Linked DNA regions of Homo sapiens: all the other regions are linked to region 6. Evidence: chromatin loops called from intact Hi-C (ENCODE). Cell type or tissue: mammary epithelial cell. All regions are shown on one strand.

Region 1 (5,000 bases), 340 kb before region 6:
GGCCTCCCTCAATAGGGACAGGGTTTCTGGAGTGTCCATGCATGCCCAGCTCAGGACTGAGCCCCAAGACCCAGAGGGGTCAGAGAGGGTTACCGGGGACCCCGGGAAGGGGTCAGCAGAGGCACCGGGATGGGGTCCGCAAGCGGGTGGGGACAGGCGCATAGTGACGCTGGATGGTGTGTGGGGCCTCAGGGCAGGTGACTGGGGCCCAGAGGAGGTGCACCTGTGGGAGAAGCAGTGGGCGGCCGACACCACCCAGCAGGTGTGGACCAGGCTCCCGGCGCAGAAGCTGTCCCCGATGTAGATGGCGGCCAGCCAGGGGTGCGAGCCGGGCAGCGAGGAGGAGCCGCCGATGATACGTGGCCGCAGGAACGTCCTCTTCTTGTGCCTCCTGCCGCAGGCCTGGCGCCCCGGGGAGGCTGGCTCAGGCAGGGTCGCCAGGAGATCCGGTGACAGTTGGACTCTGGTGAGGGATTCTGGGAGCAAAGGTCACCGGGTCACACCCCTGGGGTTCACAGGGCCAGCCCCCTTCCACACACAGGCCCTACCCGGCAGGAGGCGCTGCAGAGGGCCATGGCCGGACCCCCTGTCCACGCTGCTCAGGCCCTGGCGCCCACTCACCTCTGCCCTCAGTTTCCAAATCTGTAGAATGGGGTTTGATGCCCGATCCCGAGGCTCTGTGAGGGCCAGAGGGGCTGGACACACGGAGGCCTTTGTGGCCCCCTCAGCAGCCCGGAACCCCACAGCCAGCCCCAGCACAGTCAGAGACCCCCACATGAGAGCCCCGGGCTGGCCCCGCCGGGGTCCTAGGGAGCCGGGGGGCCTCTCCCCAGGGCAGGAAGCAGGTGGCCTCTGGGGGGCCTGCACGCTGCCCTCCCTGCACCTCCCTGAAAGGCTTCTGCGGCCATCCTGGGCATGGTCCAGGCTGGGCAGGTGCCACCCCGAGGCCGTCGCCTGGTGACCAGCCCCCTGCAGCGGGCTGCTTCCCCACTGTGACCCCAGTACCGACCCACTGCGTGACCTTGGACCAGCCTGATCCCGTGAGCTCCAGTTTCCCCATTTGTCAGAGATGCAGTAGCCAGGTGTGCGGAGGGGCTAGGAGGATCACGGGGAAAACTGCTGTGACCTCGGTGGGGCCCAAGGCAGCACCCCCCGCCAGCCGCGCACCGCAGGCCTCCAGGCGGCAGTACTCCCAGGAGAGCGCGCTGTCCTTCACCACGTAGCACCAGGGCCTCTCGTCATTGTCCGGATTCCTGCGGTGCATAAGTGGGGGCTGGCAGGGAGTCACACTGCCCCTCGAAGAGGGCATGGGGAGGGGGCATCGGAACCCCCAGCAGGGCGGTTCCCCGCACCTGGAGCAGTGGGAAGAGAGTGGCCCTCCCTCGGGCAGCCTCCCAGGCAGAGGTTCCGGGGCCTGTCTGGACGGAGCTGGCCCCGCCTGGGTCCTAGGGAGCCGGGGGGCCTCTCCCCAGGACAAATCCTGCCTGCCCCGCATGCGGCGGCCTGGAGCGGCGTGGTGCTGACCGGCAGTAGGCATGGGGGCCCAGGCCCAGCAGGGCCGCGGCGCCCACGGAGTCCACGTGCAGCTCCTGGTAGAGCAGATCGGAGTTCCAGGCCAGGCAGCTGAGGCCCGAGGCTGAGGTGCTGGCCACGCCACGGTACCCAGTGCCGTTCCCCAAGAAGCAGCGCTCATCAGGCTCTGCGGGCAGAGGGGCAGTGAGGCCGGCCCACGGTGGGTCCACCCGGCACTGCCCCAGGGCACCCCGGGGGGCTGACCCACTCACCGATGTTGCAGAGCCGTCCAGCGAAGCCTGGTGGGCAGGCACACACGGTGGTCCCGGTGGCCACGATCAGGTGGCAGGTGCCCCCGTTCAGGCAAGGGCTGCTCAGACAAGCTGGGGGCAGGGCCGAGGAGCTGGGCCAGGGGCCGCGCAGTGCCCCACGACAGCGGAGTCGGGGCCGGGGTCCACCCCTTGTCCCTTGTTTCTGGGTGACCTCAGGCCATTCCTCCCACTCGGGTGTGGACAGGGACACCCGTCAGGGGTCAGTGGCACGGCTCACACCCCGTGGCGCACCTGTATGTCGGGTGCCTTCGCACCAGGTCCGGCCCCCGAAGCACTCGCACTGTTCCACGTGGCCCTGGCGCACGCGGGCCCAGCGGTCGCCCCCCTCCAGGTACTCGTAGCGGGTCTCATCAAAGCATTTCTCTGAGGGGTGCACAGTAAGCCCTCACACCCTGCCACCTGCTGTCCCCGTGCAGGGCCCCTGCCCTGCACTCGGGAGCCACCTGTTCTCCCATCCTCCGGGGACTTGCTCCGGCCCCTGGACCCCTGCGGACCTCCGAGGCCCAGCTCACCTGTGCCGCAGTCCTTGCCGGTGAAGGCCCGGGGGCAGCTGCAGTGATAGGACTGGGGGTCCTGGGTATTGGAGCAGGAGCCTCCATTGAGGCAGGGGCCGGAGGCACAGGGATCCAGGGCAGCTGGGGACATGCGGGAGGGGGTGTGAGGGGCGGACTGGGAGGCTCAGGGTCCCTCTGTGACATTCTCTGCTTGCTAAGGCGTCCATCAGGCCCCAGTGAGGGGCTCTGAGAGCAAAGGGGCCCTCTCTACGCCCCTCGGGGTGCAAGGTCCCTGGGAGGGGCACAGACCTCCCCTTCCTCCCAGCGTCCCCCACTCAACACCTGGGCCACTGGCCCAGCTGTGCACGTGGCTTCCTGGAAGCCTGACACCCACACTGTCAGGCAGCAGACCCCTCCCATGTGTCCCAGGACCCATGTGAGCAGGGCGGCTGGCACCGCACCCCACAGACCCTGCCCACCTGTCCCCTGCCTGGGGCACGCCTGTGTGGCTGCAGGGCCCGGCCTCACCACCAGGCGGCGCCTTGGCCCCAGCGATGGCCGCGCAGCCACCATGAGACGCAGGTCCCACCTGGGAGAGGCTCTGGCCCTAAGTGGCACCCACCGGGGTTAATCCCAGAGCTCCTCTTCTGCTCCCCTCCAGCCAGGACCCCTGCCCGGGTCCGCCCCATCCTCCCCTTGGCCCTTCTGGCCTGGCCCAGTGCCCCCTGCCCGCCCCAGGCTACCCAACCCAGCACCCACCTGGGCCCCCTGGAGGCGGGGTGGCCTCCACACAGTAGCCCCAGGCCCTGTCCCGGTCGTAGTTGTGAGTTGTGGCACACCTGGGGGGCGACACCTGCGTGCATGGGGGTCCCAGGCAGAGGCCCCCCACCCCACCCCACCACCCTGGAGGGTCTCTGGGTTCACTGGGTCCGCCTGCTGCGTGGTGAGCGCCTACTGTGTGCCCGGCTCCCAGAAAAGCAGGCAGCGTGGGGCAGGTGACCCCAGCTCGGGTGCCCCGGCTGCCCGGACCCACCACTTCCTGTGTGCACTGCCCTCCGAAGTGCAGGCATGCAGCATGCGGCCCCCGTAGCGGAAGGGGAACCTGCAGGGCCTCCCGTCCTCGGTGAGTGCTGTGGGGAGGGGGTGGCAGGGTCAGGGCTCCCTCGAGGGGCACCCGAGCCCCTCAGGACCTCCAGCCGCAGCCATGCTCCTCCCACCCAGCCCTAAGGTGAAGCACGACACCTCCTCCCAGGCCCACCTGACCCACCTTGGGCCTGGGGGCTACTGCTCGAGGGAACTGCCCTGGGCGGGGGCGGGAGCCCCCCACTTTGGGGTCCCTCTGCCTCTGGAGCACTTGTTGCTGGGGTCTCAGAGGTCACAGAGGTCACCAGGATAGTGGGGATCGCAGGGGTCGCTGTGGCATTAGGTTCTGGGGACTCCGTACGGTTCTAGGAGGAGCAGAAAGGGTGTCAGTGTGGGACAGACCCTCACACTCAGGTCCTGCCGGGCAGGAGGTCACAGCCCTGAGCCTGTTTCCATACTGGGGCCCCCAGATCTCGGAGCAGGTTCCAGGAGGACACACGACATTCCTGAGGCCTCAGCCAGGCCCTGACACCTTCCCCGCCCTCGGCCCCTAGTTAACACCTGCTCAGGGTCACTGCCCAGGCCCAGGCACTGCTACCCACCAAGCTTAAACCCTGACGTCAGTTTTTGGTGATGGGAGCAGCTAGGAGGCCCTGGGAGGTTCCCCCAACCTCACGCATCCAGACCCAACAGAGGTCCAGAGAGAGGGGGCAGCCCCCAGACCCATAGGGGCCCAGGCCAGGCCGCACAGGGATGACAGCCCCCAGGTGGGGCTCCGTGAGCCCAGGCCCCAGCCTCCAAGGCCAGTCCAGCACCCACCTGCCCTGTGAGGGCCAGCTTTCAACGTAAGCCCCCTGCTCGGACCCCCGCCCCCTCAAATCCCCACGCTCTGTGGCGACCCTCCCTCTGGCCTCCTCCCAAGGACCCCAAGTAGCCACTGGGAACCTCTGGTCGCACTGCGACAAGGTCAGTGCTCACCCCGCCAGGCTGGGGCTGGAACCCCCGTGGCAGCAGCAGCAGCAGCAGGAGGAGGAGGAGGAAGGGGCCCAGCCCCGGTGGGGGCCAGGGGCTGGGGACCCAGGCCCAGCGCCCCATGGCTCCTGAGCTGGCCTGAGGGGCAGTGGGAGGCGGGAGCAGAGCGGCCAAGGCAGGTGGGGTCAAGGCTTCGTGGAAATGATTAACCCTGGCTGCCTCCCACGTCAGGCGGGCCCAGCCGGAGAGGAAGTCCCCGAGTCCCCTGGCCCCCACACCTGCTGCCCACCTCACTTTGACCCTACCTGGAAGCCCAGCTGTCTCTCTGGCCTCGGCCTGCACTGGTCCTAGTCCTAGACCTGACATGGTCCTTGGGCCTCAGCTTAGAAGCCTCCTCCAGGAAGTCTTCCAGGATAATGCAGATAGGTTGGGGCCTAGATGGTCTGGCGCCGCTCCCAGTCCCTGCAGGCCACAGAGCTGGCCACCATCTGCCTGTGAATTGTCCATGATGAGAGCCACTACGGGCGCTGGGCCTTGGAGGTGTCCAGCTCTGTGCCCAGCACAGCACAGACAGTAGCAGTGGGGATGGGATTGTCCCTGTCCCACA
Region 2 (5,000 bases), 370 kb before region 6:
ATGTTTCCTGTTTGCCTGTGTGTTTGGGGAAAGGGGGGAGAACAGGGCCTGCCCCATTTTGCTATATCACACAGGTGTGACTGCAGCAAAGCCGGCCACTCTGTTTCCCCTATCCCTGCCCTCAGAGGCCGCTCCTTCTCCAGAGGCTGGTCCACTCCCTCCCTGGAATCGAAGCCAGCCAGTGATGGCTCTGGCATAAAGTGGCATGAGGGATGCTCTCCCAGCCCTGCCCCAAGACCGTCAGAGGCCTGGCAGCTTCTGCTCTCTTGGAACCTATTGAGAAGCCCAAGGTGTCCTATCGGAGGGTGAGGTTCCTGGAGGGAAACTGAGGCAACCCAGCCAACAGCCGGCACAGTGCTTTCCTGGGCCTTTGGGCCCCACCATAGCCAAATGCCACTGCCCGAGGGACCCCAGGCAGCACCTCATGGGGCAGAGATGAGCTGTCCTCACTGAGCCCCGTCCAGATCCCTGGCCCACAGAATTGCCAGCCAGGGAACAGCCGCCAGCCGCTAGGTGTGGCAGGGTAAATAGGAGTTAGCTCAGCTGTTAGAGGGTAAGCGGTGGAGGGGGGTGAAAAGGGCACGTCAGACATCTTTGAGCACAAACGGGTGTCCCAAAGGGCTGTATAGGAGCCCTGTTGTGGGGGATAGGAGGCGTGAGGGTAAGAGGAAAGAGCATGGAAGACGCAGAGAAGCAGGACAGAGTCAGCAGAACACAAGCAGAAGGCCAGGAGCTGCGGGGCTCAGGGCGGCGCCAACTCTGGACAGAGGCTGGGGTTGCTGAGCGGCAGGCAAACCTCACCCACGTTACAGACGCACCTGCTTCCTGAGAAACACGTCTCCAGTGAAAAAGCTGTTGCACTAACTCCAGGACTCACCGGCTTGAGAAAGAAAATGCTCCTCCACGCAGACATTTAATGAGCCAATTAGATCTAAGATGGTTTCCATCTGAATATTCTTGAGTGCCCTCGTGGCTGCCCCTTGATGTCAGAATCTTAAGTGCTCATAATCCCAGCTCCTCAGAGAACAAACATCGGGGTGACCAGGGTGTCCTGGATGGCTCATGCCAGGTAGGCATGGGCAGGACTGAGAAGTCTTGATAACATGACCCTCAGCCCTCTCCATCCCCCAAGGTGGCAGCTTCTTGTACACTTGGGAGTGGCCCCACCTAGTGGGTCTCGGGTGGAGGAAGGCCTGGAGCCTGGCAGTGGGTGTTGGCTCCCACCCCTCCTCTGCCCTCCTGAAGCAGCCCCAGTCCAGGGGCACCACTCTAGAAGGCCCCCCCTTCCCGGGCCGGCCCTCCTCCCCTTGTCCATCACCACCTTGTTAACATTCCTGCAATCCACAGGGTTCCCATCCCCCAACCAGGCAGCTGCTGCCTGGGGCAGCCTCGCCCTCCATCTTCTGGACCTCAATCAGAACCTTCTCTGGCCCCTGCCAGCCTCTTCCTCCAAGCTCATCTGCACCCCGGGGTCAACATTAGCATATAAAACACTCCCCATGCTCAAGCACCTTCAATGGCTCCCTGCTGCTCCGAGACAATGGTGCAAACAAACACTGGTCCAATTAGCCAGCTCTCTACAACCCAGCCCTGTCTCCTCCTCCTCCTCCACCCTCACGCCTCCTATCCCCCCCAACAGGGCTCCTACACAGCCCTTCGGGACACCCATTCGTGCTCAAAGATGTCTGAAGTGCCCTTTTCACCCCCCTCCACCCCTTACCCTCTGACAGCTGAGCTAACTCCTATTCACCCTGCAGAAGTCCCCTGAGGCTCGCCCCTCCAGAGAGCTTCCCCGCAGTGCCCCCAGCCTGGGGTCTGTGCCCCTCCTGGCTCCCCTCGCACCCTCTGAGGACTGAAAATGCCTCACTCAGTCTCACGCAGCCTCTGAGGCCGGACCGTCTGATCCCTAGGCCCAGCGCCCGGCAATGAGAAACTGCTGAAGGCGCTCCCTGCTGCCTGACAGAGGCCAGGGTTCCAGCCAGCTCTGTCCAGGCTGCCCCCGCAGGCTGCAGTGGCCAAAGGTGGCCGGCAGGGGGCTCTCCAGAGCTGGGCAGATGCCGCGTTCATGTAGCAAGAGCCTCCTAGTTCAGGTTTTCATTCTTTACTCTTCTTTTTTTGAGACAGAGCCTGGCTCTGTTGCCTTGGCTGGACTGCAATGGCGGGATCTCAGCTCACTGCAACCTCCAACTCCCAGGTTCAAGTGATTTTCCCACCTCAGCCTCTGGAGTAGCTGGGATTACAGGCACCTGCTACCACACCTGCCTAATTTTTGTATTTTTAGTAGAGATGGGGTTTCACCATGTTGACCAGGCTGATCTCGAACTCCTGACCTCAGGTGATCCTCCCACCTCCGCCTCCCAAAGTGCTGGGATTACAGACATGAGCCACTGTGCCTGGCCACATTCTTAATCATTTTTAAAAGTCAAAATGAGTTTCAAATGCTCCGGGCGGCCCCCAGAGGCTGGGCAAAGAGGCAGATATGGTCCTTGGACTGGACCCAGCTGGAGAGAGCAGGTAAGGGGGGAAAAAGGGGGCACCTCCAAAAGCTTCCATTCACCCTCAAGGCCCAGCTCAAACGTCCCCCTGCGCCTCCAAAGCCCTCCCTTCCTAGGCTCTGGGTGGGCTCACCCTCTCTGGGGCCCACCACCGTCTGTGCTGCAAGCTGAGCCTGTCCCAGGGCGAGTGGCCCTCTCTGCATCACTCTCCACCACGCACAGTCCATCCCCGAAGGCGGGGCCCAGTCACTTGCCCGTGTGTGAGGCTGGAGCCTGCAGACCTGAGCTGTCCACAGACCGTCGCCTGCCATGTGCCAAGTGCGCTCGGGCCAAGCTCCAGGAGTCCACACTACAGGCCCGTGACCAACAGAGACGGGGAATTGGGCCACACTGGGGACCCGGGGGTTGCTGTCACCAAGCCACCTCCTGTCCCATTCTGAACAGGCAGCTGTCCACAGAGAGACCTCTGCCCCCCAGGCACCAAGACCAGCCAGGCCTGTCTCCACCCGACCCCCACCAGGGCCCCCGTGATGCACAGCCACGCCCAGTGTCTCAGGATGAGTGAGGCGCAGCCATCGCCTTGGGCCAGGGTCACCCTCTCTGCTCTCTGCAGAGCTGGCTGTGGCGGGGCCAAGTGAGGCGGTTCTGGGGATCGGGGGCCAGGCTAGGACCTGTCCCTGGGGAAGGAGGGAATGTGGATTTCCTACACCCAAGAACTTCCAGGGCCTTCCCACGACTCCAGCCCAGCTGTGACCTCCAGACTGAATGTGACGACACCCACAGACTTATTGGGATTCAGATTCTGGATATTTCTCCGTCCCAGTGGCCCCAGTTGTCGGCCAAATGGTGGCCCACAAAATGTGTTCACATACCAGGGCCTGTGAACAGGAGCCTCTGCGGATGGAATTGATGGTCTCGGGATGGGGTCACCCTGGGTCATCCAGGTGGGCCCTAAGTCCACAGACTGCAAGAGACTGAAGAGGAGGCTCACGCAGGAGCCAGCAGGCGCAGGGACTGGAGTGGCACAGCCACGAGCCGAGGCCGCCGGGGCCACCAGCGGCTGGAAGGGGCAGGAAGGACCTTCCCATGGGTCCTCCCCAAGAGCTTTTGGAAAAAGCCAACCCTGAGGACCCCTTGATTTGGGGTTTCTGGCCTCCAGGCTGCAGAAGGAACCCGTTCTGGACACTTGGCCCTCTCTTGGGGGTCATCTGCTACAGAAGCCCCAGGAAGCTGATGCCGCTGCCCCTGGACCACCCGAGTTGCCGGCTCCCTCCCGCAGGAGGCCCCAGGCTGCCCACACGTGCCGCAGACTCCCCGTCCCTCCAGCCAGACGGCCTGCACTCAGTGCTGCGTTGAGAACACCACCGCTTGGCCGAGTCTAAGACCCAGCCTAAACCACCCAGGGTGGTGGCCACGCCTGTCTCCAGGAGGATACAGCCCAGCAGGGCCTGCTGGGGACAGGGATGGGTGGCTCGGCCAAGCCTTCCAGCCTGGCCTCCAGAACCCACCTACCCTACGGGGTGTGCAGCCGTCGGTGACCGAATTCCCAGAGCCCTTCCTCTCTCAGGCCAGGGTACCACCGGGGACGAGAACATTCAGCACTGAGCTGCAAAGGCGGGTTCTGTGGGGCCAGCCCCCGTTTGCGGGTTCTGTGGGGCCAGCCCAGTCTGCAGGTTTGTGGGTTCTGTGGGGCCAGCCCGGTTTGCAGGTTTTCAGGTTCTGTGGGGCCAGCCTGGTTTGCAGGTTTGCGGGTGGGGCTGCTCTAACAGCTTGCCCCGGAGAGGCAGCAGCAAGACAGACGGCCCCACAAGAGTGCCCCCAGCTTTTGAGCAGCCCAGGAAAACGGCACAGTAGCCTCGCCCTGGGGAGAAGCACAGCCCCAGGTGTGGGATTGTTTACCAGCGGAAAAGGGGCCACCCACACCTCGGCAGGGATGTGAACCTCCACGGCCTCAGAGGAAAAACATCCAGTGTCCCCATTCCATTATGGCCCAGACAAAATAAGCAGGTCTCCAAGGAAACGGGTCCTCCTGCTGTGCCCCGGCTTAGAGGGTGAGCACGCGGCGCCACCCCGGCCGGCTGCCTGCCCGTGCCAAGGAATTCCACAGACAGAAAGGAAGGTATGGGTCCCCCTCCTCCAGGCACCCCCAAACCTAGCACACAACAGACAGGACAGGCTGCCTGTGTCAGGACAACTACAGCCTGCAGCTCTGGCTTCCCACACGACAAAGGACAGGGACGCTGGGCCCACCCACTGTGCCCAGCCACCGCCAACCCACTCCCCAGTGGCTCCCGAAGCCCCAGTACTGAACCTCTGGCCTGCCGCAGGGAGGGCCTGGGGGCAGATGGGACCCCGACAGGTGTCCTAGCTCTCCCGGGAACCACCCCCCACCCCACCCCCCGCACCAGCTCACAGCTGGCATAGGCAGCGGCCCTGCCCATCCATACTGGCTCTCCAATCCCAGAGGGGCCAAGGCCCTTTGGACTCTGGCTATGGCCCCTGCCA
Region 3 (5,000 bases), 230 kb before region 6:
AGGCATCAATCATCGTCATATACTCATAGCAGAATGCCATACAACAAGTAAAAGGACTGGACTGAAAGTCCAGGAGTAAATCTTGAAAACATGACACATGTTCTAGAATAAGACATTAATAAGAAGACATAGAATACAGCTGCACCTGTATAAAATTTTAAAACATGCCAAATGAGACAGTCAAAGGATCAGTGGTTGTCAGAGTTCAACGGGAGGGTGCAGGGTAAACAGGTGGGGCATAGAGGATTTCCAGGGCGGCGGCTTTCTCGGTGATACACAGCGGTGGGTGCACGGCACGGACATTTGTCCAAACCCACAGAGAGGACAGCACGGGCAGGAACCCTCGTGTGAGCTGCGGACCTAAGCTAATAATCATATGTCTACACTGGCCTGTCAACTGTAACAAACACCCACACCAATGCAGGACGTAATGATCCCGACGGCGCATTTTTAACAAGTGGGTGGGGGCATAAGGGAACTCTCTGTACTTTCTGTAAACCTAAAACTGCTATAAAAAATAAAATCTTTTCATTGTTCTTTACAAAAGAAACACAGATAGACGAGCCACACAAAATGACACTTACCCATGTCTGTGGATCACGCCCCGTCTTTAAGGGGGCAATGACAGGCCCTACCTCGTAGAGTATTTGTGGGGATTAAACCAGCTCATTTCTAGAAGTGTTCACTGGAGTCTGGCACACAGAAGAGCACCCCAGAAAGCCCTGTGACAGCTCAGACACATTGCAGGGTAGAAAGGTTCCCAAATGTGCATGGGACGCTGTCCCCCAGAAAACAGGGGTTACCACTACAGAGGAGGAGGGGAGGGGACCACAGGGACTCAAAAAACAGCCAGACGTATCTGCAAGGTGGACTTGCATTTTTTAAAACTTGAAGGAGAAAAGAAGAAAAATGAAAATTAAATTACCTCAAGATCATCAAGGGAGCGAGTGATACTGAATCTCTTGGATCTCCCAAATGATCTCCGAGCAGACGTGCGTTGAGAAGGCTGAGTGAGTCCAGTTCCCCGCCCAAATTTTGAGCCCTAAACACGAAGAAAAAAGGCATCAGGTTATTCTTTTGCAAAGAGATGTTTAGTCTTGTCCAATGCATGGCATAGCAGAAAATCAAGGAATACTGTGGAACAAAGACTTTTTAAAAAGAGAGATTTAAAAGTCATCCCAGGGTAAATCTTAGGTATATTTTATACAAGAAAAACATGCAAAATTGAAAAAAAAACAGTCATCCCAGGATCGTCAAGTATTTGCTCTGCCAACTGTGTGCCTCTGACAAAGCCTCCACCTCTGTAAACACAGAACAGGATGACGGCAGCCCACCCACAAGGCTGTTACCCAGATCAAATGAAATCACGTGCAAGGGTGCTTGGAAAGTGGACACAGTACACTGAGAGTAAAGATGACTAGTATGATGATTAGTAAAGATGAAGGCAGGTTTTCAGCAAAGTCGTGCTTTTTCATAATTTTGTAAGCACTTTAGGAAATGAAAGAATCCCTAAGCATTCAGCTGGTGTCTGAAGACCCAACCAACTCCGGCGCAGGAAATAACTGGCTATTAAAACATCCTGTCTCTCCTCCTCCAGGAAATGACCAGAATTAATTCAATTCGACAAACATCTATGTTGTGCCCATCATTATGCTAGACACTTCCCCAGATGAGAAGCTGGCTCCAGCAAATCAGTCGCCACCTCTTAAAAACAAAAAGCATCACAGTTGGGAGCTCTGCTTTCCTGAGGACTTGGAATCCTAAGTGACCAATTTCAGGCTTGAAGGAAGGGAACCTGTTTATGTCAAGATTTTGAGGCTCTGCAGCTACTTTTGTCTCTCCACCTGCATAAGAGTCTTGTAGAAAACCTTGCCACAATTCCTTGAGAGTCCCTAGGGAAACCTACAGCATGCCTGCACCTTTCTGGAAGCAGATGGAGCAGGCCACCCTCCCGCCTCTCCCCTCTCCTTGACCACCACGCTGACACACCCCATCATGTCCTCAGACCCATTCCCGCCTGGGTCTCCCTGCACTGCGCTGCTCCTCCTCAACTGAAAAGTCCTTCCTACCCCACCCATTGTCACGGCCCAGCCCCACACCACCCCACACCCCGGGGCCTCTGCAGCCCCTACCCTCCGCCCACACCTCCATCCTCCACCCTCCCTTCTGTCCACACCCCCATCTCTCCACCCTCCCTCCCCCCACACCATCTCTCCACCCTTGTCCCCTCCCCACACCCTCATCTCTCCACCCTCCCCTCCGCCCACACCCCCATCTCTCCACCCTCCCTCCCCACACCCCCATCTCCCCTCCCCCCACACCCCCATCTCTCCACCCTCCCTCCCCCCACACCATCTCTCCACCCTTGTCCCCTCCCCACACCCTCATCTCTCCACCCTCCCCTCCGCCCACACCCCCATCTCTCCACCCTCCCTCCCCCCACACCCCCATCTCTCCACCCTTGTCCCCTCCCCGCCATACCCCCATCTCTCCACCCTCCCTCCCCCCGCACCCCCATCTCTACACCCTTGTCCCCTCCCCACATACCCCCATCTCTCCACCCTCCCCTCCGCCCACACCATCTCTCCACCCTCCCTCCCCCCGTACCCCCATCTCTCCACCCTTGTCCCCTCCTCCCCCATACCCCCATCTCTCCACCCTCCCTCCCCCCATACCCCATCTCTCTACCCTTGTCCCCTCCCCCCATACCCCCATCTCTCCACCCTTGTCCCCTCCCCACCGCACACACCCCCATCTCTCGACCCTTGTCCCTGCCCACACCCCCATCTCTCCACCCTCCCCTCCGCCCACAGCCCCTAAAGACGGGCAGAGGGGTGTCACTATCCTCTTGGCAGGTGAGAGGTCCAGCACCCAGGGGCTGTGGCTGCCGGGAACACGAGAGGATGCTCGGGGAGGGACGCCACCACTGGGCCCCCACCAGGCCGAGAGAAGGCTCTAAGGCTGTCATCCTGAAAGTGGCGATGCCCAGCAGAGGGCAGCCGGCAGGCAGAGGCCTAGAAGCACAGCGGCCAGGTGCCAGATGGACCGGCCAACACAGGTGTCAAGCACACTCCAAGCTGAGGCGCCACAGTTGCCAGCTCACTCCAAGGCACTAGTGGCACAACTGCTTGTTTTCAAACTAAGGAGCAGGCCCCCGTGCACGCCGTGCCTCCGAGGCTGGAGAACGGACTGCACTGGCCTGCACCGGCCTGCACCTGCCTGCACCTGCCTGCTGCTCCCATGGGGCTCAGCTCAGGCTCCCGCCAGCTCCTGCCTTCTGTAAATCAGCCTGTAAGACACTCTTTGGAGGGAACCTGTGGTCCCATTAGGACACAGATGTGGCTTCCTGGTGTCTCTGCTCCTGATGGCAGGCACCTTGAGTGTCCTGCCAGCGTGCTCTTCTGTGGTGACTGATAAATTGCCACCCCCGCTCCCTCCTGCTTAGGCTGGCGTCCGTGTCCACGCTCTGGGTCCACACCCCGGGCGCCCGCCTCATGGCCTTTGTGCATGTTCTTCCCTCCCCTGACCCCTCAACCCAAACAACCCCTCTTGTAAGAGACCTTTAAGCCCCCGTCTAAGTTAAGACTCCCCAGCGTCCTCTCTCCCAGTCTTTGGGTCTTTTCCTTCCCACCAGTGACACCGCTGTCAGCCATGAGGAATCTCCCCCAGGGGACTGCCATGGGACGACAGCAGCAGCGCCCTTCGCTTCGTCTGATGCTGTCTGAAAACTTGCTGCCCAGCACAGCGCCCGGCTCCTGGCAGGTGTGCGGCCCCGGCAGAGGGGAGGCCTGAGAAGGCGCTGGGCAGTGCTCATGAGACACACGACACGGAGGCCACAACACGGGGGACTGACTGCCCAACAATGGGGAGCGCAGGGCACCTGTACGGCATGCAGACGTGTGTTGCGGCAACAGCAATAACGGGAAATGTTCAGTCCACTGCTAAAGCAATGAGTGACTTTGTTCTCATTATAGATTTGCTATTCTGTATTTTCTGCTCTTGAGAAGGGTGGGGAATGAACCCATGGCTTTGTGAGATTAAGGCTGTCAGAATCAAAATGAATCACTTGTGTTAAAAACCCTAACAAACAGAGCTGGGGAGGGCCATGAAGGGAGGGCTCACACATTAGTGTGCCTGCGAAAAACAAATCCATCACAAAGATGTGCAAATCACAGCCATGCACACAGGCCATCACAGCCTCACTCAAAACACACTGTGAGGACATCTGCCCAGCAACCGCCCGCCCACCTCCAGCCTGGTATCATCCTTGGTGCTGATCCTTGTGGCAAGGATAATTATCTCAAAACAATCATGTGATCCTCATTTTTCCTTTAAAAGCCTTTGTCTTCTTTGGCCTCCCCAGCTATGCACTGTAGACCATGGCAAGTATCTGCCTACTCCAATGCCCTGCTCCCAGATAAACATCATTTCTTTCAGAGAGCCTCTCTCTGTTATTTAGATGGACAGTGATAAGAGAGTTTAATTTTTTTTTTCTTTTGAGACAGGATCTCACTCTGTCGCCCAGGCCGGAGGGAGAGGTATGATCATGGCTCACAGCAGCCGCGACCTCCCAGGCTCAAGTGATCCTCCCACCTCAGCCTCCTGAGTAGCTGGGACCACAGGCATGTGCCAACAGGCCCGGCTAATGTTTGTATTTTTTGTAGAGACTGGGTCTTGCTATGTTGCCCAGGCTGAGCTGAAACTCCTGGGCTCAAGCAATCACTTACCTCAGCATCCCAAAGTGCTGAGATTACAGGTGTGAGCCACCACACCTGGCAGCCCTGACCACGCCCCAGGTGAGCGGCCCTTCCACAGTCAGCCTTGCAACTTGTTCCCAGCACAGGCAAAAGAAAGGATGTCTGACGCCTGCCCACACGTGGATGCACTGTGCACTTTGGAGATGTAAAGGAGAAAGGAAAAGTCTAACAAGCAGACAGAAAACAATTCTTGCAAAGCACTAAATCAACTCATGGAACGAGGGCCAGTAACAGATGTGACAA
Region 4 (5,000 bases), 59 kb after region 6:
AAGTTACTGTAAATCATAGAAATAACCAAATTTCCTTGTCAATTGTGTTTTTAACTATGACTATTTAAAGTCATTTCCACAGTTAATTGCTTAATGCTGGTGCGGTTTCTGAAAACTTCAAAAGTATGGTGTCTTTTAGGAGATTCATAAAAGGATGAAAAGGACCCTAAAAATCAGTCTTGGAATACAGGTTTCTAATAACTTTAGAATCATATCATTTGAACTGGGTAAGAATTCCTGGAACTTTAATGAAAAGACTGACTGGCTTATAGAACTGCTAACCCAAGTAGAACAAAAATTAATTGAATACCAAGAAAAGAGTTTGCCAGATTTTCATCTTAAATCAGCTGACACTGAAATAGTTCAGATATACAATTTGAATGAAATCCATGGTCTAAGTCAAATTACCTGTGATAACCCATCAGTTATCCGTGCAATGCACCTAATTTGGAGAAGCAACTGGGATTCAAGAGGACTGAAGTCTAATGTTAATTAAGTATGGACTCACGGAGAACCAGGACGGCCACCTTGTCCTTCCTGAGTCCTTAAAGCTTTTGTTATTAAAAGTTCTGCATTTCGTGACTCATCATGGAAAAGATAAAGTAATCCAAATTAAATACATTGGTGTGTGGGAGGCAGAGGTTGGAGTGAGCCGAGATTGCACCGCTGCACTCCAGCCTGGGTGACAGAGATTCCATCTCAAAAAAAAAAAAGTGTATATGTGTGTGTGTGTGTGTGTGTGTGTGTGTGTGTGTGTGTGTGATAACTTACAAATTGCTAAAATAGTTTATAACCCTGGGCTATTTACATATTTTATAAAGGGATTTTATTCAATCGTCATTTTCAATGCATGTTTTCCGGGTTGTATAAAAGCTCTCGCATGTTAAGAGGGCTGATGTTTTAACAGTAGGTTATTATGCTACAGTATATTTTTCTATGGTTCACTGAGGTCAAACCCTTTGCATTCTAGAACCCGAAGACTGGATCTTCTGAGAACATCAGAGAAAGACTGTCCTTGCCATCCGCACTGCAACAAAACTTAGGGATCTTGAAACTTGGGTTCATAATCTCACAACTGAGAAGGGTCCATCCACACTCCTGGAACTGTACACCCATTGGAACCTTTAAGGTAAAGCCAAGGAAGTCTCTCCCCAGAAGATGGCATCCTTGATGTGAACGGCTTTTGCTAAGATCGTGGATCAAGACTTCTACTGTCATGAGACTCTCTTTTTTTTTTCTTTTTTGGAGATGGAGTCTTGCTCTGTCACCCAGGCTGGAGTGCGGTGGTGCAGTCTCAGCTCACTGCAACCTCTGCCTCCTGGGTTCAAGCGATTCTCATACCTCAGCCTTCCGAGTAGCTGGTATTACAGGTGCCTGCCACCACACCAAGCTAATTTTTGTATTTTTAGTAGAGATGGGTTTTTGCCAAGTTGGCCAGGCTGGTTTTGAACTTCTAACCTCAGGTGATCCGCCCACCTCGGCCTCCCAAAGTGCTGGGATTACAGGCATGCACCACCACGCCTGGCCATGAGACTCTTATCTTTGAGTATCTGTTCCTTGCTTATGCCTCTATGAATAATAGAAATGAAAAGACGATCTGTTGTGTGCACTTATGGGGTATACTTTCATTTGTGAAGGATTTTGCAGCCAGCCTTATACACGGATAACTTTATACTTTGATAGATAAAAGATGAAGGTCCAGTGTAGGTGAGAAACTTTAATGAGACATATGTTGCCTGTAATCAGTCAGAAACAGAATATCGGTTCACTCCTCTTAACCCACACTATGGGTTAAAGAGGGCATTGCCAGGAGGGCTTTACTCTTCCAGAAGGGCATCACTTTTCCATGGTTTAGAGTAAAAGAGGCCATAACCAGAAATGTATCCCTCATGATAGGCTGTATAGCAGACTCTACTGTAAAGGCTATAGTTACACAACAGACTTTCAATTCCCTTGTGAAAGGTATGCTAAATAATAGAATTGACTAAACAGAAAAGTAGTACCTGTGCAGCTGCTGGCACCTGTGGCCTAGGGAGAAATACATCAGGTATTATAGAGATTCAGTTGTGGGAGATTAATGAAAAGGCCACTTAGTTGAGTGAGTAGCCTCTTATCTAGCTCATTGTCTGATCTATTTGATTTGGGGTGGTTTGGTGTATAGGGACCCTGGGTAAGGAGCATACTGCAAACTCTTGGTATTATCCTCCCAGTAATCATAATAATAGTCTCCCTGGTGCGCTGCATTCTCTCAAAGGTTTTAAATGTCTGCATGCAGCCATCTCTAGAACAACAAATGGTCTCTCTTCAACTGGAATGGCAGAAGCTGAAAGAAATGTGTGACCATGAGGACACCGTAACCTATGAATGACGTGCTGAGACCAGAAACCCAAAACGATGGTAACTGAGAGTGGTGCTAAGGCCCTAAGTTTTGGTCACACTCTCGCCTGTAGGGTCCAGCCCTACTGGGCCTGTGGGTTTTTCTCCTCACCTGCGGAGATGAGAGATCACAGAAATAAGGACACAAGACAAAGAGATAGAAGAAAAGACAGCTGGGCCCAGGGGACCACTACCACCTAGACACGGAGACTGGTAGTGGCCCCGAATGCCTGGCTGCCCTGTTACTTATTGGATACAAGACAAGGGGGCAGGGTAAGGAGTGTGAGTCATCTCCAATGATAGGTCAGGTCACGCAAGTCACGTGTCCACCGGACAGGGTGCCCTTCCCTGTTTGGTAGCCGAGGCGGAGAGAGAGAGGAGACAGCCTACGTCATTATTTCTTCTATGCATTTCAAAGACTTTAGCACTTTCACTAATTCTGCTACTGCTATCTAGAAGATGGAGCCAGGTGTACAGAGCGGAACATGAAAGTGAAACAGGAGCGTGACCGCTGAAGCACAGCATCACAGGGAGATGGTCAGGCCTCCGGATGGCTGTGGGCGGGCCTGACTGATGTCAGGCCTTCCACAAGAGATGGTGGAGCAGAGTCTTCTCTAACCCCTCCGCCCCTCTCCCCTGGCCAAAGGGAGACTCCCTTCCCTGGTCGGCTAAGTAACAGGTGCCTTCCCAGGCACTGTCATTACCACTAGACCAGGGAGCCCTCTAGTGGCCCTGTCTGAGCGTGACAGAGGGCTCACACTCGTCTTCTGGTCACTTCTCACCCTGTCCCTTCAGCTCCTATCTCTGTATGGCCTGGTTTTTCCTAGGTTATAATTGTAGAACAAAGATTATTATAATATTGGAATAGAGTAATGCCACAAACTAATGATTGATAATAGTCATATCTAATCATATCTATAATCTATTTCTAGTATAACTATTCTTTTTGTTTTGTTTTGTTTTGTTTTTGTTTTTGTTTTTTGAGACAGAGTCTCGCTCTGTCACCCAGGCTGGAGGGCAGTGGCGCAATCTCGGCTCACTGCAAGCTCCGCCTCCCGGGTTCATGCCATTCTCCTGCCTCAGCCTCCCGAGTAGCTGGGACTACAGGTGCACGCCACCACGCCCGGCTAATTTTTTGTATTTTTAGTAGAGACGGGGTTTCACCGTGTTAGCCAGGATGGTCTCGATCTCCTGACCTCATGATCTGCCCACCTCGGCCTCCCAAAGTGCTGGGATTATAGGCGTAAGCCACTGCGCCCGGCCTAGTATAACTATTCTTATTCTATATATATATTTTTTATTATACTGGAACAGCTTGTGCCCTCGGGGTCTTGCCTTGGCAGCTGGGTGGCTTGCCGCCCACACTCACCTAAGTGAGAACCTGGACAGAAAGGGGAATTTATTAAAATAAAATTATGGGAGGCCATTGTTTTGGACTGAGCTCATGCACTATGTCCCAACAGACTAAGCCAAACAAAAATGGAGTCACTCATGCTAAATGTGACATAATCAAACTAAGACTTTAAGGAAACACATAGATCCTAACAGATTCCCCTATAAACAGGACGTTCCAGCATAAGGAGGTACCCTCAGTCCTTGTTCCTACCTTTGCAAAACTCACTGTTCTACTGTTTCTCAGAGGGTTTCAGGACCAAATAAGTACATTTACGATGGTGATAGTGACATCAATGACTAAAGTTTTGGTCAATCTCTCAAAATTGAGAAAATGACCAAAAGGGTGGAATTGTTAAAGCAAACTAAATATGGCCTGAGAAGGACTCCATACTTCTCTATTTGAGTCCTTGTGGACGAACTGCAACCTAACTTAATTGGTAGACAAGACTGAAACCCTGACATCCTCACTTGGGAGTCTGCACCTGTGGCAGTACCTGAGTCTTGGCCAATCCCAGCAGCCGTACTTCACTCGTACACTGCTGAGAGTTCAAACTGTGTCCAAATAAGGCAAATGCCGAGCTGCAACCAACCCAGCTGTTTCTGTACTCACCTCCAATTTCTATATGTCACTTCCCTTTTTTGTCTATAGATTTGTTCTGACCACGAGGTATCCCTGGAGTCCCTCTGAATCTGCTGTGATTCTGGGGGCTGCCCAATTCGTGAATCGTTCATTGCTCAATTAAACTCATTTAAATTTAATTTGGCTGAAGTTTTTCATTTAACAGAGGTATATAATATGTATTCTTTAAAATGTTCAAACACTGTTTTGAGTGCATATTGTGCTTTTTTGTTAAAAAAAAAATTATGATGTGATGTTTACTGCTCCCTTGAGGTACATAAGAAAATCCTAAAACCCCTGCCAACTGAGCGGACCGCTTCTTGGTCGAGGAGACCTCAGAGAAACCTTAAAAACTGAGTTCCTGGCCGTGACAGGACAGGTCAGACTCGCCTCAGTGTGCCCCTTCCTTAATACCCTTTCACTGGAATGCCTTCCTAAAGAATAAACAGAAACCAGCTCTAGAAAAAAAGAACAGACATCTCACTCTTCTATTGCCTTTAGCCAATCATCTGAGGCCACGGCCAGGCAATGCTTCCCTTCCTGGTAAGAGACCACAGAGCCTGCAGTGGCCGTGGCCGTCTCCAGAGGCGGTGCAGTGAGGGTTCTCGTG
Region 5 (5,000 bases), 770 kb before region 6:
TTTGGGTGGAGAGAAACATCAATCTGGCTTACGTACACGTCCAGTCATAGTACCTTCCCTTGAACTTCATTATGACATAGATTCTATTGCTCACATGTTCGTTGCTGACCTTCTCCTTATTATCACCCTGCCCTCCTACTACATTCTTTTTTGCTGAAATAATAAAAATAATAATCAATAAAAACTGAGGGAACTCAAGGCCGGTGCCGGTGCAGATCCTTGGTATGCTGAGTGCCGGTCCCCTAAGCCCACTGTTGTTTCTCCATACTTTGTCTCTGTGTCTTATTTCTTTTCTCAGTCTCTCATCCACCCGACTAGAAATACACACAGGGGTGGAGGGGAAGGCCACCCCTTCAAGTGAGTGCTGAGGGACGGTCGGGAGCCTTGTTTGTTTCCTCATCCTCAGGACAAACAGGAGAGTGCAGTGGGCAGATGTGAGGAGACCAATATGCAACCTCTGTGCTCAGCAGACTGTGGAGTTTCTGTTCTTGGTTGTGCTGGGGGTCTCAGAAATCTTATTCAAAATTTTGCTTTCCTCCCCCACTGGTTGTCCTTTTGATAGACACCTCCTCACCCATGATAGCAGGGAATCAGTCCCTCTAAACTATTCCCTAAGAACAACAAAGGGATTATGAAGGTGATGATGAGGATAAAGAGGATGACGACAGACACCATGGCATCGTGAACCCTTACTGAGGGCTTCCTAAAGGCCAGGCTCTGAGCTCTGTGCTCTATACAGCTGGTTTCATTTCATCTGCATAGTCTCCACGTTATTAGTGCACATTTCATGATGATTTTACAGACTAGAAAAGGCGCAACGGAGTTTCATGTAGCTTGTACCAGATCATGAAGTCAAAAAGGGTGAAGTCCAATTTGAACCAGGCAGTCTAAGTCCAGACACATGGCATTGGGCCAGTCGTCTCCCTGCATCCAACCTGCCCTCTCAAATCCTTGTCACTCAGGCCGATGCCCCTTCTCACTGTGCCCTTCCCTTTGGGGGTTCCTTGTAGACCACAGCTAGACCAGTGGGTGCCGCAATCACTGTGTCATGTATAGAAAGAGCAGCTGAGATCACATCGAGGATTCCAGAAACAATCGGCACAGGATCATTCGGGACACATCTCTCCCTTGCCCCTGTTCCTGGCTTGCCTTACAGCTCTCAACTTCCTCAAAGGAGTCATCAATTCGGAGTTTGGCTTCCATTCCTATTGAGGAAGCTGGAAAGTGTTTCAAAAATGCTCCTTCCATGTGCCTGTGGTTAAGACCTCTGAGCTCTGCTTAAAACTTTTTGAAGCTGGGCGCGGTGGCTCACGCGTGTAATCCCAGCCCTTTGGGAGGCTGAGGCAGGTGAATCACAAGGTCAGGAGTTCGAGACCAGCCTGACCAACATGGTGAAACCCTGTCTCTACTAAAAATACAAAAAAAAAAAAAATTAGCCAGGCATGGTGGCGTATGCCTGTAATCCCAGCTACTGGGGAGGCCGAGGCAGGAGACTCCTTTAAAGCCGGGAGACAGAGGTTGCAGTGAACCAAGATCATGCCACTGCACTCCAGCCTGGGCAACAGAGCAAGACTCTGTCTCAAAAAAATAAATACATAAAAATTACGAAAAAAAGTGCTTAGATGGGCTTGGCAAACTTTAGCCATTAGCTCACGTACCACTTTGGAAGGGCATACCTTCAGTCACTTCACCCTTTAATTCCTTTGCTCAAGACTAAAGTTCTGAGAGGAAGTCTAATCAGCTGAGTTGTGTCCATGTGGGCAGTGCAGGAAAGGGTGCAGCGGGAGGCGGCTCCAGGGACGTCTTTGGCTTCCATCATGGGGGAGCAGGCGCGTGGATTATCCACCCTAACAAATTTGGACAAAGGAAAACGAGGTTCTCTGAGGAAGGAGACATAGAGCCCAAGGAGCTAACCAAGAGACAAATAGTCATCCTGTCTTGTCATTTTCTTTTACACATGTGTGTACATTATCTTACACTTATCACTTTGTTTTCTTTCTCTCCTTTAATTGCAGCCTGCTGCCAAAAGTTAAAATAAAATGAACATATTGAGATAGCTCAGTAACTGACTTTTGGTCAATTGCCTTTTCATATAGTGAACAGCTGCCCAAACGATTGTCTCTGTCACTGTGCAAATTTGCAAGCGTTTGCATGATCACTCCCAATCCCCCAACACAGGGCTGTGTTACAGCACAATTTAGTTCAGTGTTTTGCTCTCTGCAACAGGGAGGTTCTCATCCATTGCAGGTTGCAGTAAAAACAGGGGTACCATAAGCAACCACCTCTTTCCTCAACGATGTGATGGAAGCAAACGCCAAGTAGCTCCATGTATCCAACTTAAAAATATAAAAAGTTACGCCCGTGGGCTGTGGTGCCATCTTTGGTTCAATGTAACACCAGGGGTGAGAAACAGACAACTTCTAGCCTCCAAGGAGACCCTGGGGCATGGCGGCAGACCCTCGCTGCACTGAAGGGTGTCCGGGGCTCCAGGACTCAGGCAGCCAGCGGTGCGGCCCCACCTCTCCACCGTCCGCCTCTGGGAGCCTCGGTTTCCTCAGCAGGGATCATGACACTTCATGGCTGCTCTCATGGAGGCGGAGGCTTTGTCATCGCCTCTTTGTGGATAAAGGAAATAAGGCCCAGAGACGTTGATTAACCACCCAAGGTCACACAGCCAGAATCTAAGCCCAGGTCTGTCCAAGGCCTATCCAGCTCTTTCTTCCAGGAAGGCCCTCCCTCTTCCTTCCCGTCTCCCCGTCACCCATCTCTTTCCTCCTCCTGTCCTCTTCTCACCTCTTCTTGCCTCCCCTCCCCTCTTTCCTCCCTTCTTCCCCTCTCCTCCCTCAATTTCTCCTTCCTTCCTCTCTCCTCCCCAAGCTCTCAGGTGAACGTGCGTCCCACCTCTTATGGCGAATGGACAGCAGGTGGCAGCAAACCCCGCCTTCCTGCGCGGGAGCCGGCCTCAGCCCGTGAAACGATGAGAACTGGGCTGCAGAGCCTGAGCTGGGCGGGCGTGAGTTTGCAGATCTGCAGGAGGAACCCGGTGCAGGCGCCTCTGGCAGGGGTGGAGGTTGGGGTGCCCAGGCCTGGTGGCGGGGCGGGGCAGGGGGGTCACCTGCAGGCGTGTGGCCGGGGGAGGGACGGCTCCCAGCTCAGCATCTGGGCAGAACAGCTCCTTGGGGGTGGGAAGGTTCCCCGCAGCGCTTCATCCTTCTAAGTGAATATGCAAATCCCCTCCTCCCGCTCGAGAGGGAACTTCTGCGGACCCTCCTCAGGCAGCCCCAGGGCAGCAGCCCGTCCTCTGGGCGCCATCCTGACAGCGCCCTGGCAGCGCAGCAGACGCTTAGTCCGCACCTGTTCTGGACAGGGGTGGGAGACACCAGGATTGTGGCCACAGGTCCCTACCCAACATGGGTACCTAGTGAACAGAGCGCAGCCTGCCCAGTCAAAGGGCTGGGCCCTTCCTGCACAGGGGTCGCCTTGCTTGGGTGCATCTTGAAGGAAGGTCAGAGACACCCAAAAGGACTGGGCTGAGGGAGCAGCGTCTGGGTCCAGGGCACAGCCTGGGCAGAGGCCAGAGGGCAGCAGGCCTGAGTGTGGGATGCAGATCTTGGGGTAGAGGCCAACTCCACGCAGGGAGGCCCCTCCCGCCGGCGGGTGGTCATGGCTGATTTGAGCCTGTTGTTATTGTTGGCAAATTAACAATACACTGTTAATTGCATGTGGCTGAAAGTAAAAATTAATAAGGAAACAAGTGGGCCCTGCTGAGCTGCTCGCGTCGGGGCTGTGGTTCCCACGCTGGGGCTGCGGCTCTCGCGCCGGGACTGTGGTTCCCACGCCGGGGCTGTGGCTCTCGCGCCGGGGCTGTGGTTCTCGCGCCGGGGCTGTGGCTCTCACGCGCTCCTCCTCGGCTTCCGAACCGGAACACAGCTGCAGCCTCTATAGACTCCTTCCGTGGCGCTTCAGTGCTGAGCCCTAGCAGACTCCTCCTGGCCAGACTTTCCTGGCTCCTCTGATACCTCATTGCCACCGGGCCTCCACCCGGGGCTTTGGATTCATCTCTGCTGGTTTAGGGAGAACCTCTGACCTCTGCTATCTCTCCCCTCCGTGAATGATCCGGTTCCTCATCCCCCACCTGTGAGTTCTGACTCCTCGGCCGCCTTCAGCAAGAATCTCCTGCCCTTAACTTCTCATCTCAGTCTTTTGCCATCCCCCGAGGCCCTTGGCTATCAGCCCCCACTAGTCCTTGTGGCAGGGGCTATGAACCCCCTCCTCCTTGGCTAGAGACTCCCGCTTGTCCTCGTGGTCTTCGGCGTTGAGCTCAATCTCTCCCTGTTGTGGTCATCCTGACGGCTGCTGCGATAGTCTTGAATAGAGTCTTCCTCACTGTTTTAAGTGTCAGGATCGTGTTCTATGTACTCCCACCCCCGGCTTCTCCTGCCCCCTCAGCTGGCCCGGCATTTTCCCTGGGAGCCTTCATCACAGGTCAGTGGATGCCATATGTTTCTGAGCCGGGGTGTGAACTCTGTTTCCATTCTTAGATAACTTGTTCTCCCTGTGACTTAAGCATGACCTTATAGTTTAATTTTCTTCCTCTATGGGGGACCTATTCGTGAGTGTAATAAGGGTTTTCTGCATCCCTGTATTCCAGATGTATATTTCCAGGATACAGGGCTGCTTTTAAGTACCAAAATATTCATATTTTTGTTGGTATCATGCCAATACTTCAGTATGTTGAAAGTTCTGAGACCTGATTCCATTTACACAAAGTAGAAGAACAGACAAAAGTAATCTGTGCTGTGAGTCAGAACTGGCATCACCTGTGGGAATAGGCGGGGCCCGAGGGGGCTCCTGAAGTGCTGGTTCCCTAGTGTGGGCACTGGTTACTCAGGAATCTTCACTTTGTGCATTTCCCCAAGCTGCAGCCTTAGGGGAAGAGTGTCTGACCTGTTTTGTGGTCCTCTCCCTATCCCCATTTTTCTGCCCCCAAATGCTTTACA
Region 6 (5,000 bases):
TTCGAGACCAGCCTGACCAACCCGGAGAAACCCCATCTCTACTAAAAGTACAAAATTAGCCGAGCGTGGTGATGCATGCCTGTAATCCCAGCTACTAGGAGGCTGAGGCAGGAGAATCGCTTGAACCCGGGAGACAGAGGTTGTGGTGAGCCAAGATTGCGTCATTGCACTCCAGCCTTGGCAACAAGAGCAAAACTCCATCTCAAAGAAAAAAAAAGAAAGAAAGAAAGAAACATGAAAGTAAATATTGGAAGAAATACTAAGAGTTATGTTTGCCTGTGAGACACAAGGATTAAGAGAAAAAGTAGGAAGGGAACTACTATCTTTGTTTATAATCCTGTTGGTACTACTGAATTTCATTGATAATATATATATATATATTTTTTTTTTTTAAGAAATGGCATCTTGTTTTACCACCCATGCTGGAGTGTGGTGGCACAATCACAGCTCAGTGTAGCCTCGAACTCCAACTCCTGGGCTCAACCGAGCCTCCTGTCTCAGCCTCCTGAGTAGCTAGGACCACAGGCACATGCCATCATGTCCAGCTAATTTTTTTTCAGTTTTTTTAGAGATAGGGTCTCACTATCTTGCCCAGGCTGGTCTCAAACTCCTGGCCTCAAGCAATCCTCCTACCTCAGCCTCCCAAGTAGCTACAATTATAGGCACAAGCCACTGTACCAGGCTCTTGATAATAAATTTGAATAACCATAAATGAGCAGAGAGGTAGCAGAATAGATTTTTTTTAATGCCAAAGGTTCAGGAAGGAAGTAATTAACGGATTCTACGTTCAACAAAGTGTTAGCATCATCATACTCAAATGGTGATCGAAATCATGAAAATGATGAGAACTAAGAGTACAAAAATACCATCTATCATCTGAGCTCTGACAGCCAGAGATATCACAGAGGGGACTGCCTTCAACAGACCCCAGTGTACAGATGGGCAAACTGGCGCTGTGGAGCTCTCACAGCCTCTGACCACAAAGGAGCACCTACTCCCATTCCAAAGAGATGGTAATAAAAATAACAGCAGCAGAAACTACCATTTACTGAGCATGAAGAAATATTACACTAAATTCTTTAGATTCATCATCTCCCTTCGTCATTCCAAAACCCCATGACTAGTTTGAATATCTCCTTAGTATTAACAAGAAAACTTCGAAGCTCAAGAGAAAAAACATGAGAGAGGCTAACAGTTTATTCCAAATCATTCAGCTAATAAGAGCAGTAGCAGCTAACATCTAAGCCCTTCCCGTGGGTGACTATGCTACACTCTAACACATATTCCTTTATTTTACTCTCAGAGTTGCCCTATATGGGTCCCATTAAGGCTTATTTTTCAGAATACGAAGGAAATAGCTTAGAGCTGTTGGGCAGTTTGCCTAGAGGAAAATAACTAGTAAAGAGGACAGAATTCTAATCCAAGTCCATCTGATTCCACTCTACCCAGTGTGTATCATCACCTCCCAGGAGGGTCACTTGGGCTCAAACCCAGGACTGACCTACCAAAAAGGAAGAGGCTAAGAATCCTGTAATCTGTAGAGCATGTGACAGGGTCACTATTTCTGGACATTATAAACAAAACACTAAAGTGGGTTTGAAGATGATTTGTTGGAATGCACAACAGGAAGCCAACAGGCTCTGATAGCTGCAGGACGTTCAGACCCACAAGGCCTCGTCAGTGAGCTTTCTCCTACCTGCAGTCTTGGCACAGTCATCTTCCCGCAGCTAGGTTAAAGAGTCACTCTAGTACGCCGAAAACAAATCTGCTCTGGAAAAATGCCTTTTCAATTTGCATCTAGAAACCATCTCCCAATTCAACTCTTCACCCCACAGTAAGAAATGAGAAGTGGAAAGAAGTCCTTAGGTGCCTCAAAAATAACACAAATGATGGTAGTCTAAATTACGACATACAACATACCCCAAGAAGCACTCCCACAGGACTCCCTGTTCAGAAGCCCTCACCCTCCACAGACTCACTCACAGCATCACTCGCATGTTTGTGACCTGAGGCAACAATCATACCTTAATTTCATTGTCATTTGCAAAATTGCCAAAAGAAGCCATAATTTTGGGAACAGCTGCAGCCAAGGTCTCCTGGACTGATTCTTCGGGTCTCTTGCTTGTTCGAGTCAGGCACGGCAGAAGGTTCACCAGGTAAGGCCTGTGTATGCAAAAGAACGCAAGTCATTCTTCCAGCTCTCCTTCAGGAGAAACAGAAGCAATTCATTCCCTGTTAGGGAAAAGCCAGTTTTATATTCCAACAGTCCCTAATGGGATGGGGAAAACTCAGCTGAAAGAACAGGAGGATGAAATGTGGATGAAGCTCAAGTGTTGGGAGACATCCTTCATTTCTCTTATGATCACAGAGGATCTAAAAGGCTGGGTTTAAAAATTATTTGCAGTAAATCATAATACTTCTTAAAACACTCATTTTTAATTAGAAAATAAGTGTAAGAAAATACCATTTTAAAAACAAAAATTTTTAAATGGGAATAAAGCTTTCCTGAAAAAGGAGAATTATAAAATGGGGTTGTGGGGAGAGAAGAAAAGCCGAATGTGTAGGACACAGAGCAGTGAGTCACAGATCACAGGAATTCACCCAACACACAGAGTGACAGGGCAGGCCGGGTGCGAGGTGCCAGGAGTGGTGCAGCCCTGCCCTCTAGTGGCAGAGTCTGGCAACAAGCACGGCCTCAGAGGGTGGCTGGGGAAACCTCCCTAAGGAAGTGACTGTTCCGCTGAGAACTAAGGGGGAAAAAAAAACCATCAGGAGGAAGAAAAACCTGACTCTAATCAGACTAATGAGTCAATGCAGGGTGTCTGAGGTGACAGAGCCATTGACGAGTCTGGAATCTCTATCTAAACGGCACTGGGAAATGGGTACAAGAGTTTAAATAAGGGAATGACAAGACCCAGTTATATTCTTTAAGGTCACTTTGGCTGCTATGTGCAGAACCTGGATGTGTTGCTTCAGAAATATAACACATTTTTTTAAATGATAGTAAAAGAAAAAAGATTATACAAAAGGAAATTTCCTTAGTGATTATACCTCTGCAGCCATATAAGTTCTTTTCTGGATTTTGGTTTTTTTGAGACAGGTCTCACTCTGTTGCCCAGGCTGGAGTGCAGTGGTGCGATCTTGGCTCAACACGACCTCCACCTCCCAGGCTCAAGTGATCCTCCCACCTCAGCCTCTCGAGTGGCTGTGACCACAGGCACGCACCACCATGCCTGGCTAAGTTTTGTATTTTTTGTAGAGGCGGCGTTTCACCATGTTGCCTAGTCTGGGTCAAGCAATCCACCTGCCTTGGCCTCCTGAAGTGCTGGGATCAAAGGTATGAGCCACTATGCCCGACCCATATAAGATTCTTATTGAAACTCAGTTCATATTAATAGTGAGGGTTTAGACCACATTCCCAGTGACTCAGGATGGAGCTGAGGGTCTATGGGATATCAGCATCAGCATGTATTGCTGGTTAAGGAGAAGGAGGGAGCTGATGAAAAGTGGTCCTGCTTTTGTTTCTCAATCCGTTAAGATACAACTGTTTTGACTAAACCAAACTATTCACAGTGCAACAACCATATTTTTAACTCATGTAACAGACAAATGGATATTTTGCTATAACTCCTATAGTCAGCAATAATGAAATTGGTACCTCAACCTTCAACAATTTGGCAAGTATCTTTTAAGCAAGTACTATGTGCAGACACTGTTATCGCTGCTGGGCTGCAACAGAGCATAAGACAGTAAGACCCCTGCTGTCCTGGGGCACACATCCCATAAGTCTCTTGCGGAAGGGTGGGATAGAAAATAAACAAGCACACAGATAGACTGTACGTGACAATTTCTGACATGGATTAGTGCTATGAGGGAAACATAAACAGGGCAAGGTCGACTGCAATTTGGAGAGGGCAGAGCAGACTTTTGAAATGACATCTGAGCTGAGACATAAAGGATCAGTAGCAGCTGGCCCCCGACAAAAACCAACATCCAGAGTGTACAACTTACCTGCATTTCTGAGGCCGAACCAGGTGAGCCAGCTCAGCAAACCTCCACAGGGCAGCACGCAAACTCCGAGGGGCACCATTCTGAGGGGGTGCAATGAGGGTTGCATTAAGAGTCACATACTAGTCACCAAGAGGGTTGCATAGAAACGAAGCATTTTCTTTCCTTGTTACTTTCTAATTTTAGAGAAAAGGCCATTTAAATGCATAAAACATCTGGTAACTACTTTAAGGTCTAGTGGGCTTCAATTATAAAGATATAAAGTAAGTTACCATTTTTAATTCTCATCTCATCTAATAAAGAGTAACCTTTTGAAGAAAAGTAAAGCAATCGTCTACCAAACAGCATTTCCTTCTAACATTGTGAATTACTGAATAACGATGAAATCCCACACCTGCTGCTTAACAGAGTGAAGTTTGCTCAGTGATGGAAATAAGGGCCCAAGACCTGGTATTCGACAGCACAGCAGAGGGATCATAGACAATAATATATAGTCGATAATAGTGGTTTGTTTTTTGTTTTTTTGTTTTTCTTTTGAGACAGGGTCTCACTTGGTCGCCCAGGCTGAAGGGCAGTGGCACAATCTCAGCTACCTATAGATTCAACCTTCCAGGCTCAATTAATCCTCCCACCTCAATCTCCCAAGTAGCTGAGACTATAGTTGTGCACCACCACACCCAGCTAATTTCTGTACAGACAGCGTTTTGCCATGTTGCCCATGCTGGTCTCAAACTCCTGGTCTCAAGCATCCACCTGCCTCAGGTTCCCAAAGTGCTGGGACTAAGGTGTGAGCCACCACACCCGGCCCAATTTTATTTCATTTTTATTTTTTGAGACAAAGTCTCACTCTGTCGCTCAGGCTGGAATGCAGTGGCGTGATCTCGGCTCACTGCAACCTCCACCCCCAGGTTCAAGCGATTCCCCTACCTCAGCCTCCCGAGTAGCCAGGATTACAGGCGCCCGCCACCACACTTGGCTAATTTTTGTATTTT

What was found. A loop is a pair of places that touch in the nucleus more often than their neighbours do. Peaks named below come from ENCODE experiments on the same cell type or tissue, not always from the same donor. Only the 100,000 strongest peaks of a DNase experiment are listed, where the experiment ranks them.
Region 1: a loop joins it to region 6, with 12 times the contacts of the local background. A loop is called at or near these places in 32 of 110 quality-filtered maps.
Region 2: it touches region 6 in a loop (9-fold over the local background); 14 of 110 quality-filtered maps call a loop at or near these places.
Region 3: it touches region 6 in a loop (28-fold over the local background); 15 of 110 quality-filtered maps call a loop at or near these places.
Region 4: a loop joins it to region 6, with 6 times the contacts of the local background. A loop is called at or near these places in 14 of 110 quality-filtered maps.
Region 5: it touches region 6 in a loop (38-fold over the local background); 8 of 110 quality-filtered maps call a loop at or near these places.

What each region holds. Positions count from the first base shown.
Region 1 is chr4:3,441,518-3,446,517 of GRCh38, reverse strand. It overlaps HGFAC (HGF activator), which reads right to left and starts at 4,550. Exons shown (of 14, transcript NM_001528.4): 1 at 4,400-4,550; 2 at 3,606-3,786; 3 at 3,372-3,468; 4 at 3,098-3,177; 5 at 2,357-2,479; 6 at 2,076-2,207; 7 at 1,785-1,895; 8 at 1,525-1,699; 9 at 1,168-1,253; 10 at 224-476. The coding sequence starts at 4,516. RefSeq lists a silencer at 2,971-3,020. In mammary epithelial cell, a CTCF peak has its summit at 2,852 (motif pointing right); no DNase peak of the experiment used is centred here.
Region 2 is chr4:3,477,725-3,482,724 of GRCh38, reverse strand. The region is part of intron 4 of DOK7 (docking protein 7); the gene reads right to left. All of the region lies in intron 1 of LOC105374355 (vegetative cell wall protein gp1-like), which reads left to right. Among named protein-coding and RNA genes, the nearest start is that of DOK7, 17 kb to the right of the region's middle. RefSeq lists enhancers at 40-1,006, 1,007-1,974, 2,194-2,785. In mammary epithelial cell, a CTCF peak has its summit at 2,023 (motif pointing right); a DNase peak (open chromatin) is centred at 2,024.
Region 3 is chr4:3,338,979-3,343,978 of GRCh38, reverse strand. RGS12 (regulator of G protein signaling 12) reads right to left here. Exons shown (of 18, transcript NM_001394154.1): 3 at 926-1,042. Among named protein-coding and RNA genes, the nearest start is that of RGS12, 48 kb to the right of the region's middle. In mammary epithelial cell, a CTCF peak has its summit at 2,995 (motif pointing right); no DNase peak of the experiment used is centred here.
Region 4 is chr4:3,045,669-3,050,668 of GRCh38, reverse strand. It overlaps HTT-AS. Among named protein-coding and RNA genes, the nearest start is that of HTT, 27 kb to the left of the region's middle. RefSeq lists an enhancer at 2,600-2,959. In mammary epithelial cell, a CTCF peak has its summit at 3,095 (motif pointing left); no DNase peak of the experiment used is centred here; H3K27me3 peaks cover 124 bases.
Region 5 is chr4:3,878,707-3,883,706 of GRCh38, reverse strand. It overlaps the pseudogene OR7E163P. Among named protein-coding and RNA genes, the nearest start is that of ADRA2C, 110 kb to the right of the region's middle. RefSeq lists a silencer at 2,834-2,893 and enhancers at 3,092-3,647, 3,648-4,205. In mammary epithelial cell, a CTCF peak has its summit at 2,924 (motif pointing right); no DNase peak of the experiment used is centred here; H3K27me3 peaks cover 823 bases.
Region 6 is chr4:3,104,448-3,109,447 of GRCh38, reverse strand. It overlaps HTT (huntingtin), which reads right to left. Exons shown (of 67, transcript NM_001388492.1): 5 at 4,012-4,091; 6 at 2,025-2,163. Among named protein-coding and RNA genes, the nearest start is that of HTT, 32 kb to the right of the region's middle. In mammary epithelial cell, a CTCF peak has its summit at 2,663 (motif pointing left); a DNase peak (open chromatin) is centred at 2,657; H3K27ac peaks cover 425 bases.